Linked DNA regions of Homo sapiens: region 1 is linked to region 2. Evidence: read pairs that join two places in POLR2A ChIA-PET (ENCODE). Cell type or tissue: Caco-2. All regions are shown on one strand. Each heading gives the region's core, and the rest is flanking DNA. Links, peaks and the distances in the headings are about the cores only.

Evidence for each region. Peaks named below come from ENCODE experiments on the same cell type or tissue, not always from the same donor. Only the 100,000 strongest peaks of a DNase experiment are listed, where the experiment ranks them.
Region 1: POLR2A ChIA-PET joins it to region 2 with 12 read pairs; 5 of 35 experiments call an interaction of 5 or more read pairs at or near these places.

What each region holds. Positions count from the first base shown.
Region 1 is chr9:128,842,954-128,848,323 of GRCh38, forward strand. It overlaps KYAT1-SPOUT1 (KYAT1-SPOUT1 readthrough), which reads right to left. Exons shown (of 25, transcript NR_182311.1): 2 at 2,400-2,458. KYAT1 (kynurenine aminotransferase 1) reads right to left here. Exons shown (of 13, transcript NM_004059.5): 2 at 2,400-2,458. The coding sequence starts at 2,452. Among named protein-coding and RNA genes, the nearest start is that of SPOUT1, 16 kb to the left of the region's middle. RefSeq lists a silencer at 2,188-2,414. In Caco-2, for the core only: no CTCF peak of the experiment used is centred there; a DNase peak (open chromatin) is centred at 2,388.
Region 2 is chr9:128,754,547-128,759,916 of GRCh38, forward strand. It overlaps ZER1 (zyg-11 related cell cycle regulator), which reads right to left. Exons shown (of 16, transcript NM_006336.4): 2 at 862-1,113. The coding sequence starts at 1,019. Among named protein-coding and RNA genes, the nearest start is that of ZER1, 15 kb to the right of the region's middle. In Caco-2, for the core only: no CTCF peak of the experiment used is centred there; no DNase peak of the experiment used is centred there.

The DNA.
Region 1 (5,370 bases), core at 107-5,106, 88 kb after region 2:
GTCAGGAGTTTGAGACCAGCCTGGCCAACATGGTGAAACTCTGTCTTCACTAAAAATACAAAAGTTAGTCAGGCATGGTGGCAGGGGCCTGTAATCCCAGCTACTTGGAAGGCTGAGGCAGAAGAATCACTTGAACCCGGGAACCGGAGGTTGAAGTGAGCCGAGATCGCACCATTGCACTGCAGCCTGGATAACAAGAGTGAGATTCTGTCTTAAAAAAACAAAAACAAAAAACAAAAAACACACACATACACACACAAGAAAAACAAAAACTAGACAATCAGCAACTGTCCTGGCCTGAAGATCTGCCTAAGTGTCACAGCTGGTCCCCTACATTGAGATTAGGTCAGTCAGGCACATTGTTAATCGCAGGAATCAGCCCAGGGGCTTTCCAAGTTCTTCCACCATGACCCATAGGAAGAAATCATCTTTTTTTTTTTTTTTTGACAGAGTTTCGCTCTATCCCCTAGGCTGGAGTGCAGTGGTGCAATCTCAACTCACTGCAACCTCCGCCTCCCGAGGTCAAGCGATTCTCATGCCTCAGCCTCCTGAGTAGCTGGGATTACAGGCACCCGCCACCACGCCCAGCTAATTTTTGTATTTTTAGTACAGATGGGGTTTTGCTATGTTGGCCAGGCTGGTCTCGAACTCCTGACCTCAGGTGATCCACCGCCCCCCTTGGCCTCTCAAAGTGCTAGCAGTACAGGCGTGAGCCACCACTACCGGCCAAGAAATCACCTTTGCATCATCAACCCTGTGGAGCACAAACATGGAATGGAAGCTTCATCCTTCTTGGTGCAATCTACTGCAGTATTTTCTGTCCTGTCCTATCCTACTCTATTCTTTCCAAATACTAGTTGAGACCCCCTGTACAGATTGCATGACTCCTCCTTGGATTCGTCAACACCACAGTTAAACGCTCTGCTCATATAGCCTTCACAATGGCCTGTGAGGCACATCTTGTTCCTGGACCACTGTGGGGATAAGGAGTGGAGTGACTTGCCTAAAGCCTCCCAGCTAGTACAAGGCACAGCCAGCCAGCCTTTCTACTTCCATCTCAAGCAAAGTTTGATGCTCTTGACCCTACTCTGGGCAGAACAGGGCCCCACCAGCCCAGGCACACATCATCTCTGGACCCATAATCCTCTGTTCTGGCCCTGCCTGGGGGCCACCTCTCCAGGTGGGAGAAAGGCTGGGAAGCTGGATGAAGAGGCTGGTATGTGGTTTGGGGCTAGTTTGGAGCAGAGTGAAGACCTGGCTGAGTTGAATTTGCATACCAATAAATATGTCTAAAATGTGTCATTTTTGGCTGGGCCCGGTGGCTTATGCCTGTATTCCCCAGCACTTTGGAAGGCCGAGGAGGGCAGATCCCTTGAGGTCAGGAGTTTGAGACCAGCCTGGACAACATGCTGAAACCCCATTTTCTCTAAAGATATAAAAATTAGGGCCAGGCACAGTGGCTCATGCCTGTAATCCCAGTACTTTGGGAGGCTGAGGCGGGTGGATCACGAGGTCAGGAGTTCGAGACCAGCCTGGCAAACATGGTGAAATCTCATCTCTACTAAAAATACAAAAAAAAAAAAAAAATTAGCTGGGCGTGGTGGCGCACGCCTGTAATCCCAGCTACTTGGGAGGCTGAGGCAGGAGAATTGCTTGAACCTGTGAGGGGGAGGTTGCAGTGAGCCGAGATCATGCCACTGCACTCCAGCCTGGGTGACAGAGTAAGATTCTGTCTTGCGGGGGAAAAGAAAAAGAAAAAAAATTAGCTGGGCGTTGTGTTGCACGCCTGTAATCCCAGCTACTTGGAGGCTGAAGCAGGAGAATCATTTGAACCCAGGAGGCAGAGGTTGCAGTGAGCCGAGACCGCACCATTGCACTCCAGCCTGGGCGACAAGGGCAAAACTCCGTCTCAAAAATAAAATGAAAATAAAACAAGTCAAAAAAGAAAACAATATCAACCTCTGCAAATGTCTGGTGAAGAGCTGACTGTATCTTACTTGCTTATTTTACTTATCTTAGTTTATCTGACTCTATACCAAGTGAGAAAGAGTCATCCCTGGAAAGGCCTTAGCTTGGTGCCTGGGTAGAATGGCTTTGGACAGCATTTTACTTTTTCCTCCCCAACGCTCTCCAGGTGGGTATAACTCTTCATTTTGCAGCTGGGGAGATGAGGCTCAGAGCAGGTATGTCACCTGTCCTAGTGGCACAGTCATGCAGAAGAAAGCTGAGATTTGAACCAAGCCTACTCCCTCGGGCCCTGTCTCTCCTGAGCTATGGCTGGAATCTGGCAGTCTGTGTACCGCCACCATCTGGAGTACTACTGAGTTGCTGTAAACCCAGGGATGGCCAACCCATGCCCGAGGGGACACCCACACACCTCCCCAGCCCAGCTGGCTCACCAGGGGTTGTAGTCGATCCCGTCTAGCCTTCGGGCCTGCAGCTGTTTGGCCATGGCGAGCTGGAGACGAACAAGTGGAAGGTCAGAGATGGAATCTGTCTGGGTGCAGCAGTCCGAGCTTGCACACAGGAGGGACAGCTGCTTTCAGGCCACAGCGCCATCCTGTCTGCTCCCAGGAGGGGGAAGAGATAGAGTTTGCAGAAGGGCAGGTTTCTGCCTGCCTCCCAAGCCTGTTATGCTCCAACACCCTCACCTGGTTCCTCTTGACTCCAGCAGCCTCCACCTCCCCAACCTGCAGGGGCTGCCTGGCGCCTGCCCAGTGGAGACTTCCAGCCCTGGCTCCATGCGTCCTGAGACAGAGCCCTGACTTGGCCAGGTTAAAGTCTGACTCAGGAAGGGCTGAGGGTTAAAGAAGAGGAGCAGGAGGTGGGTGGAGCGGAGAGGGAGGATAATGGCAACAGTGACAGCAGCAGCCTCCACTTACAGAGGTCTTGCTAAGCACTTCCATTTCATTCCCTGAATGACCTGGTCAGGCCTATCTTATCAATGAGAAAACAGAAGGTGGAAAACAGAGGCTGGAGGGTGCAGGAGGGGGAGTGATGTGTTTAAGGCCACACAACACACACACTCAGACTTAGGCCTGTTGGACCCAAGGCCATGTCCTAACTCTGAGGGAGGCACTAATCCGCTCCTCGGAGGGTCCCGGGGTCCTGGCTCCTGGCTCGCCCCTCCCCTCCCGGTGTTCCTCCCAGGCCAGCTCCCTCCTCAGCCACTGGTGTGCAGAAACTGGCCAGGGGCTGGGCACAGTGGCTCACGCCTGTAATCCCAGCACTTTGGGAGGCTGAGGCGGGCAGATCACCTGAGGTCAGGAGTTCGAGACCAGCCTGGCCAACATGGTGAAACCCCCATCTCTACTAAAAATACAAAAATTAGCTGGGCGTGGTAGCACGCACCTGTTATCCCAGCTACTTGGGAGGCTGAGGCACAAGAATCACTTGAACCTGGGAGGCAGACATTGCAGTGAGGCAAGAGCACACCACTGCACTCCAGCCTGAGCATTAGAGTGAAACTCAGTCTGGGAAAAACAAACAAAGAAACTTATCTGGGCGTCATGACACATGCCTGTAATCCCAGCTACTCAGGAGGCTGAGGCCTGAGAATCACTTGAACCTGGGAGATGGAGATTGCAGTGGGCCAAGATCGTGCCAGCCACTGCACTCCTGCCCGACCCAACGAGCAAGACTCTACCAAAAAAAAAAAAAAAAAAAAAAAAAGAAAGAAAGAAATTGGCCAGACCTGAGAGCCACCAAACTCAGGTCCTAACCCACCTTGGCTGGGTGACCCTGGATAGGTAATTTGGCTCCTCCTGTCCTCAGAATCCCTTCAGCAGCAGGGACCTCACATGGGCTTTGTGGTCCCTGAGGAACCTTCCGTTCCTGTGGGTTTGCCAGTCCCAGATGGCTGGTGGGCCGTGGAGCTGGGGATCCAACATTCTTCTCAGCCACCTGCTGTGGTCAATAGTGAACCCTGGCTCAGGATTTTGCTCAGTTCCACCTCGCTCAGTTCCCACTGCACTCTCACTAGAGGTGCCACAATAGTCTCCATCTAACAGATGAGGACACTGAGGCTTGAAGAGGCTCAGGTACCTGCCCAGGGTCAGAAGAGAAGCTGGCAAGGACCTGGTCAGGGTGGCAGCCACAGTAATCTCAACACCAGGCCCCCCTGTCCTGGAGGGGCCTTGGGACCATTTGAGTAAGTGCCAGGTCTTCCATGGCCCAGGAACCCCACCGCGCCTGGCTCAGTTGACATTTATTGAGTCCCTACCAGGTACTGGGTTCTGGGATGGGCACAGGGGATCATGGGAAGCAGCACCCTACAGCGCCCAAGCTGACTATTCAGATGCAGAGCTACAAGTTCTAGACTAGAGAAGCAGGGGCAAGGGAGAAGCCCACATACAGGCTGCAGTTAAAGAGGGCTCCCTGAAAGAGAAGGCTCATGCACAGCTTTGAAGCCAGGAACGAGCCAGACCCCAGAAGCCCCAGGCCATGCAGGTGGCAGAGTATTGGGGTTAGGGCACTTACAGTCTGGTGCAAGAACCAAGTGAGTGGGGCTCCAGCCTTCCTTCCCTGAAGGGGCCCCACCAGGTGCACAGAGATGGCTGCTGCAGTCCTGAACATGCCTCCCAGAGCCTTGGGGCACTGCAGACTTTTCCAGAGGCAGGGGAGAAGGGAGGAAACAGCCCTGGCCAGAAAATGCCTCCGAGCTCAGGACTTGGGTCCCCCACACACAGCTCTAACAATAACAACAACAACAACAACAACAACAACAACAATATGGTCATTGCGTGCCAGGAATAGCACCAAGTGCTCTGTTGCATGATTATCCGACTCCGTCCTTATAAGAACCCTGTTACTCATATACAATACACCCCCCAGCAACCCAAGTGACCCTTTCAAAACACAAATCACCTCTAATTAAAAAATGATCCAGGAGAGGATCACTGATAGCCCTGAATATCACCAAGAGCATAAACCAAACATGTTCTGACTCTGGAAACACATACACCACCTGCAAATTATTCCTGCTGTAAAAGTGGCCCTAAATTAGATCACACTGTTGAATGACTAAAATACAGGGACAGAAGAACATGTTAAATAACACCATGGAGATGCAATCAACAAATTCAAGCAGGGCAATGTGTCTCACACCTGTAAACTCAGCACTTTGGGAGGCCAAAGCAGGAGGATCTCTTGAGCCCAGGAGTTTGAGACCAGCCTGGGCAACATACTGAAACACCGTCTCTACAAAAATACAAAAATTGACCAGGTGTGATGGTGCACACCTGTAGTCCCAGCTACTGGGGAAGCTAAAGTGGGAGAATCACTTGATCCTGGAGAGGTCAAGGCTACAGTGAGCCATGATCCCACCACTGCACTCCAGCCTGGGCGACAGAGGGAGATATGTCTCAAAAA
Region 2 (5,370 bases), core at 199-5,198:
TGGCCTGCAAAGTGTCCAACCTAAAGCCTGACCCACGGTAAATGCTCAGGACGTTATTACAGGTCCACCTCTGTCCTCAGGCCCACACAGGCTTCTAGTTTCCTATGCAGCTGTCTAATAATTTCCCTTCTGGGAATCTTTTTCTTTTTTTTTTTTTGGTAGAGACAAGGTCTCGCTATGTCACCCAGGCTGATCTTGAATTTCTGGTCTCAAGTGATCCTCCTGTCTTGGCTTCCCAAAATGCTGGAATTACACGTGTGAGCCACCATGCCTGGCCACCATCTGGGCCTGTAGATTGAACTCCCAGCATTCAGTGACTGCATAGCATGCTTCTAGGAGCCCCTAGGAGTGGGGAGGCCCTCGGAGGGCCATTCAGATTTTCTGGATGATTCACTCCCTGATCATGGATCCGTTATTCTGGCACCGGCATGTACATGCATATGTGGCCATGCTCACTGAATTCACAAGCACAGGTATGTGCATGTGAATGTACATACACGTGTGGGGCAACACTTAATTCCTTCATTTATATGCAGATTTTGACACAATCACATCTCTAAATGCACACATGCAGTTTCACAGTCAGAAATAACCTGTGCTGCATAAGCTTACATGTGTACACACACCCATGCCTTCACGTGCACACCCCTCCACACACACACCAACACACACACATATACACCTTTACGGTTATGGATACACCACTATTCTCTTGCAGCCATGAACATCCATGTGCACACACACACACCCTCACACATTCATCTCCATAGCTACTCCCCACATAGTGCACACACGGTCCCAATCTCTCTATACACATTCATGGTAAGACCCCTGCCCCTCCTCAGCCCTGGGTCTGCTCACTCATTGACGAGCCGGTCACAGATCTCGCTGGGCAAGAAGATGTCCGGATGTAGCCGCAGGGTCTCCTTGTCCAGCAGGTAGCCCAGGGTGCCATCCAGGTTGCGCAAGCAGAAGTCAGTACAGAGGGCCATCAGCGACTCGGGAGTGTCGGACGCCATGCTGGGGGCAAGCAGGTGGGCCACTCCAGGACAAGGATCCCCAGGGGCAACAGTGATTCCTGAATACTCACAGGATCATTGGCAGAGCCACTGCCTGGGGAGTGGACAAGATGCCAAGTGAGCCACACACAAGGGCTAGAACTATCAGTGGTCCCATGTCCACGCTCTGAGTAGGGAAACTGAGACCACACTCCAATTAGCAGCTTAGCAGGGCCAGGCCCAGGTCTCCTGACTCCTTCTTTCACCCGCCTCTGCTGTGCCACTATCTATGCACAATTTGACCTGCAAAGAACATGGAGCCTTGTCCAAGCACTTATTTGCCTGTGAGCAGACGTGTGTGCTGGGGACCCAGTGCTTGGGTGGGGATAATACAGATTTTCACTCTTCAGCTTCCCACAGTCTGAAGAGCTACACTGGGGTGTTCCATGCTGTGCAGTACTTCCTAACCTGTATACAGCTATGATTGATTGAGCACTTAGGCTGTGCCAGGGCTTAATAGACATATAGACATGATATCACTGAATCTCATGGTGTCTGATTAAAAATGAAGGCTCCTTACAAGAGCAATGAAAACATATGTCCACATAGAAACTCAGACGTGGCCGAGCACGGTGGCTCATGCCTGTAATCCCAGAACTTTGAGAGGCCGAGGTGGGCGGATCACAAGGTCAGGAGATGGAGACCATCCTGGCTAACACGGTGAAACCCTGTCTCTACTAAAAATACAGAAATTAGCCGGGCGTGGTGGCGGGCGCCTGTAGTCCCAGCTACTCGGGAGGCTGAGGCAGGAGAATGGCGGAGTGCGGTGAGCCGACACCCTGCCACTGCACTCCAGCCTGGGCGACAGAGTGAGACTCCATCTCAAAAAAAGAAACTCAGATGTGACCATTCATAGCAACATTATTTGTAAGAGCCAAAAAGTGGAAACAACCCAAATGTCCTTCAACTGGTGAACGGATCAACAAAATGTTACATATTCATACAGTGGAATATTATTCAGTCATAAAAAGTAGTGATCCATGCTATAATGTTGGACCTTGAAAACATTATGTTGAGTGAAAGAAATCAGTTTAAAAAAAAAGTCATATACCGTATGATTCCTCTGATAGAAATGTCCAGTGACGATAGGCAAATCTATAGAGACAGAAGTAGGTTTGTGGTTGGGAAAAAGGAGAGTAACTGCCAGTGTGTATGGAGTTTCTTTTTGGGGTGATGAAAATGGTCTAAAATTGACAGTGGTCATGGGTGCACTCTATGAATATACTAAAAATCATGGAATTATATACTTTATATGGATGAATTGTGTGACATGTGAATTATATATATCTCAGTAAAACTGTTATTTAAAAAAGTGAAGTCTCCTACTAGCTTCATGACTTTAGCACAGCTAAAGATTTCCTAACTAGGACTCAAGAGGTGCTAACCAGGAGGTAGAAAATCATAAACTTATCTACACCAAAGCAAAGAAACTTCTGTTCATGCATACACAAAAATTAATTTGAGATAGATGATAGATATAAATGTGAAAGTTAAAACAATAAGGTTTCTAGAAGAAAACACAGGAGTATATCTTTATGACTTTAGGCAATGATTTCACATGAAGAGAAAAAAACTGATAAATTGGACTGCCTCAAAATTAAAAACTCTGTTCATCAAAAGTTACCACACAGAGCCTGGGTGCAGTGGCTCAAGCCTGTAATCCCAGCACTTTGGGAGCCAGAGGTGGGCAAATTGCTTGAGCCCAGGAGTTCAAGACCAGCCTGGGCAACATGGCGAAACCCTGTCTCTACAAAAAATACAAAAAAAATTAGCTGGGCACGGTGCCATGTGCCTGTAGTCCCAGCTACTTGGGAGGCTGAGGTGGGAGGATCACCTGAGCCCAAGAGGTTGAGGCTGCAGTGAGCTGTGATTGCACCACCGCGCTCTAGCCTGGGCAACAAAGCCAGACCCTGTCTCAAAAAAAAAAAAAGAGTGAAAGATTTGAACAGGCATTTCATGAAGGAAGATAGTGAAACAGACAACAAACATGTGAAAAGCACTCAGCTTCTTTACTATTAGGGAAGTGCACAGTAAAGCCACAATGAGATGCCATTTTCCACACGCCCACTGGCTCAACTGAACGCAACTGCAGCAACAACAACATGGGCAATACCTGGCATTGGGGAAGACGGGGAACAGTGGGAAATCTCCCACAGGGCTGGCGGCAGGGCAAATTGGTGTGAACTGGGAATACAATGGGAACAGTGTTTAACACTATTCACTATTTACTAAAGCTGAACGTACATACGTTCAACACTTAGCAACTTGACTCCTAGGTATATACCCAACAGAAATGCATAAGTAAATGTGCACCAAAAGATCTACACTAGAATGTTCACAGCAGCACTATTTGTAATGGCCAAAACCAGAAAAGAACCTACATGTCCACTGGCATTGGAATGGATAATTATGGTATATTCATCTACTAAATACTGCATGGCAATGAGAAGGCACAAACTCCTGTTAACAGCTTGGATAAGGCTTACAATGTTTTTTTTTTTTAATTTTTAGTTTAGGTTTTTTTTTTTTTTTTGAGATAGAGTCTTGCTCTGTTGCTCAGGCTGGAGTGCAGTGGCATGATCTTGGCTCACTGCAACCTCCGCCTCCTGGGTTCAAGTGATTCTCCTGCCTCAGCCTCCCGAATACCTGGGATTACAAGCGTGCGCCATCACGCCGGGCTAATTTTTGTATTTTTTTCTTTTAGTAGAGACAGGGTTATCCATGTTGGCCAGGCTGGTCTCGAACTCCTGACCTCAGGTGATCTGCTCGCCTTGGCCTCCCAAAGTGCTGGGATTACAGGTGTGAGCCACTGTGCCTGGCCTTAATTTTTAATTTTTGAGATAGAATCTCATTACCTGGGCTGGAGTGCAGTGGTGTGATCTTGGCTCACTGCACCCTCTATTTCCCAGGCTCAAGCGATCCTCCCACCTTAGCCTCCTGAGTACCTGAGACTACAGGCATGCATCACCACACCCGGCTAATCTTTCTGGTTTCTTTGTTTTTTGTTTTTTGTTTTGTAGAGACAAGATCTTGCTATGTTATTCAGGCTGGTCTCAAACTCTTGTGCTCAAGCAATCTGCTTACCCCCGCCTCCCAAAGTGCTGGGATTACAGGCATGAGCCGCTGCACCTGGCCAACCCTTACTGCATTTAATGAGAGGAGTCAGACACAAAAGGATCTACACTGTGTCACTCCACTAAGTTCAAAATCAGGGGAATCTCATCTGTGGTGGGAGAAGTGAGGACTGTGGTTACCCGGGGAGGTGATTGGAAGGGAGTTTCTGGGTGCTGAGGAGCTTCTAGTCTCCTTGATCAGAGTACTGGGTATCCAGGCTCGCTTACTGTGTGAATCTTCACCGACCTGTGTATCATGATGTGTGTACTTTTTCAAGTGAATTTTTTTTTTTTTTTTTAGACTGAGTCTTGCTCTGTCACCAGGCTGGAGTGCAGTGGCGCGATCTCGGCTCACTGCAACCTCCACCTCCCGGGTTCAAGTCATTCTCCTGCCTCAGCCTCCCGAGTAGCTGGGATTACAGGCATGGGCCACCGCGCCCAGCCAGTGAATATTGTTTTTTTTTTTCTTTTGAGACGGAGTCTAACCCTGTCATCTAGGCTGGGGTGCAGTGGCACGATCTCAGCTCACTGCAACCTCCGCCTCTCAGGTTCAAGCGGTTCTCCTGCCTCAGCCTCTGGAGTAACTGGGATTACAGGTGCCTGCCACCACACCCAGCTAATTTTTTTTTTTTTTTTTTTGGTAGAGATGGGGTTTCATCATGTTGCTCAGGCTGGTCTCGAACTCCTTACCTCAGGTGATCCGCCCATCTCTGCCTCCCAAAGTGCTGGGATTACAGATGTGAGCCACCGTGCCTGGCCCGAATATTGTAATTGAATAGAAAGTTAAGAAAATGGCGGCTGGGCATGGTGGCTCACGCCTGTAATCCCAGCACTTTGGGAGGCCAAGGCAGGTGGATCATGAGGTCAGGAGATTGAGACCATCCTGGCTAACACAGTAAAACCTTGTCTCTACTAAAAATAGAAAAAATTAGCCGGGCGTGGTGGCACGCACCTGTAGTCCCAGCTACTTGGGAGGCTGAGGCAGGAGAATGGCGTGAACCCAGGAGGCGGAGCTTGCAGTGACCCAAGATGGCACCACTGCACTCCAGTCTGGGCAACAGAGCGAGACTCCGTCTCAAAAAAAAAGAAAAAAATTAATCAGACTCTATACTCATATTTTGTGCATCTTTCCTTATGTATGTATTTTTTTGTTTGTTTGTTTGGTTGGTTGTTTTTTTCTGAGACAGAGTCTCATACTG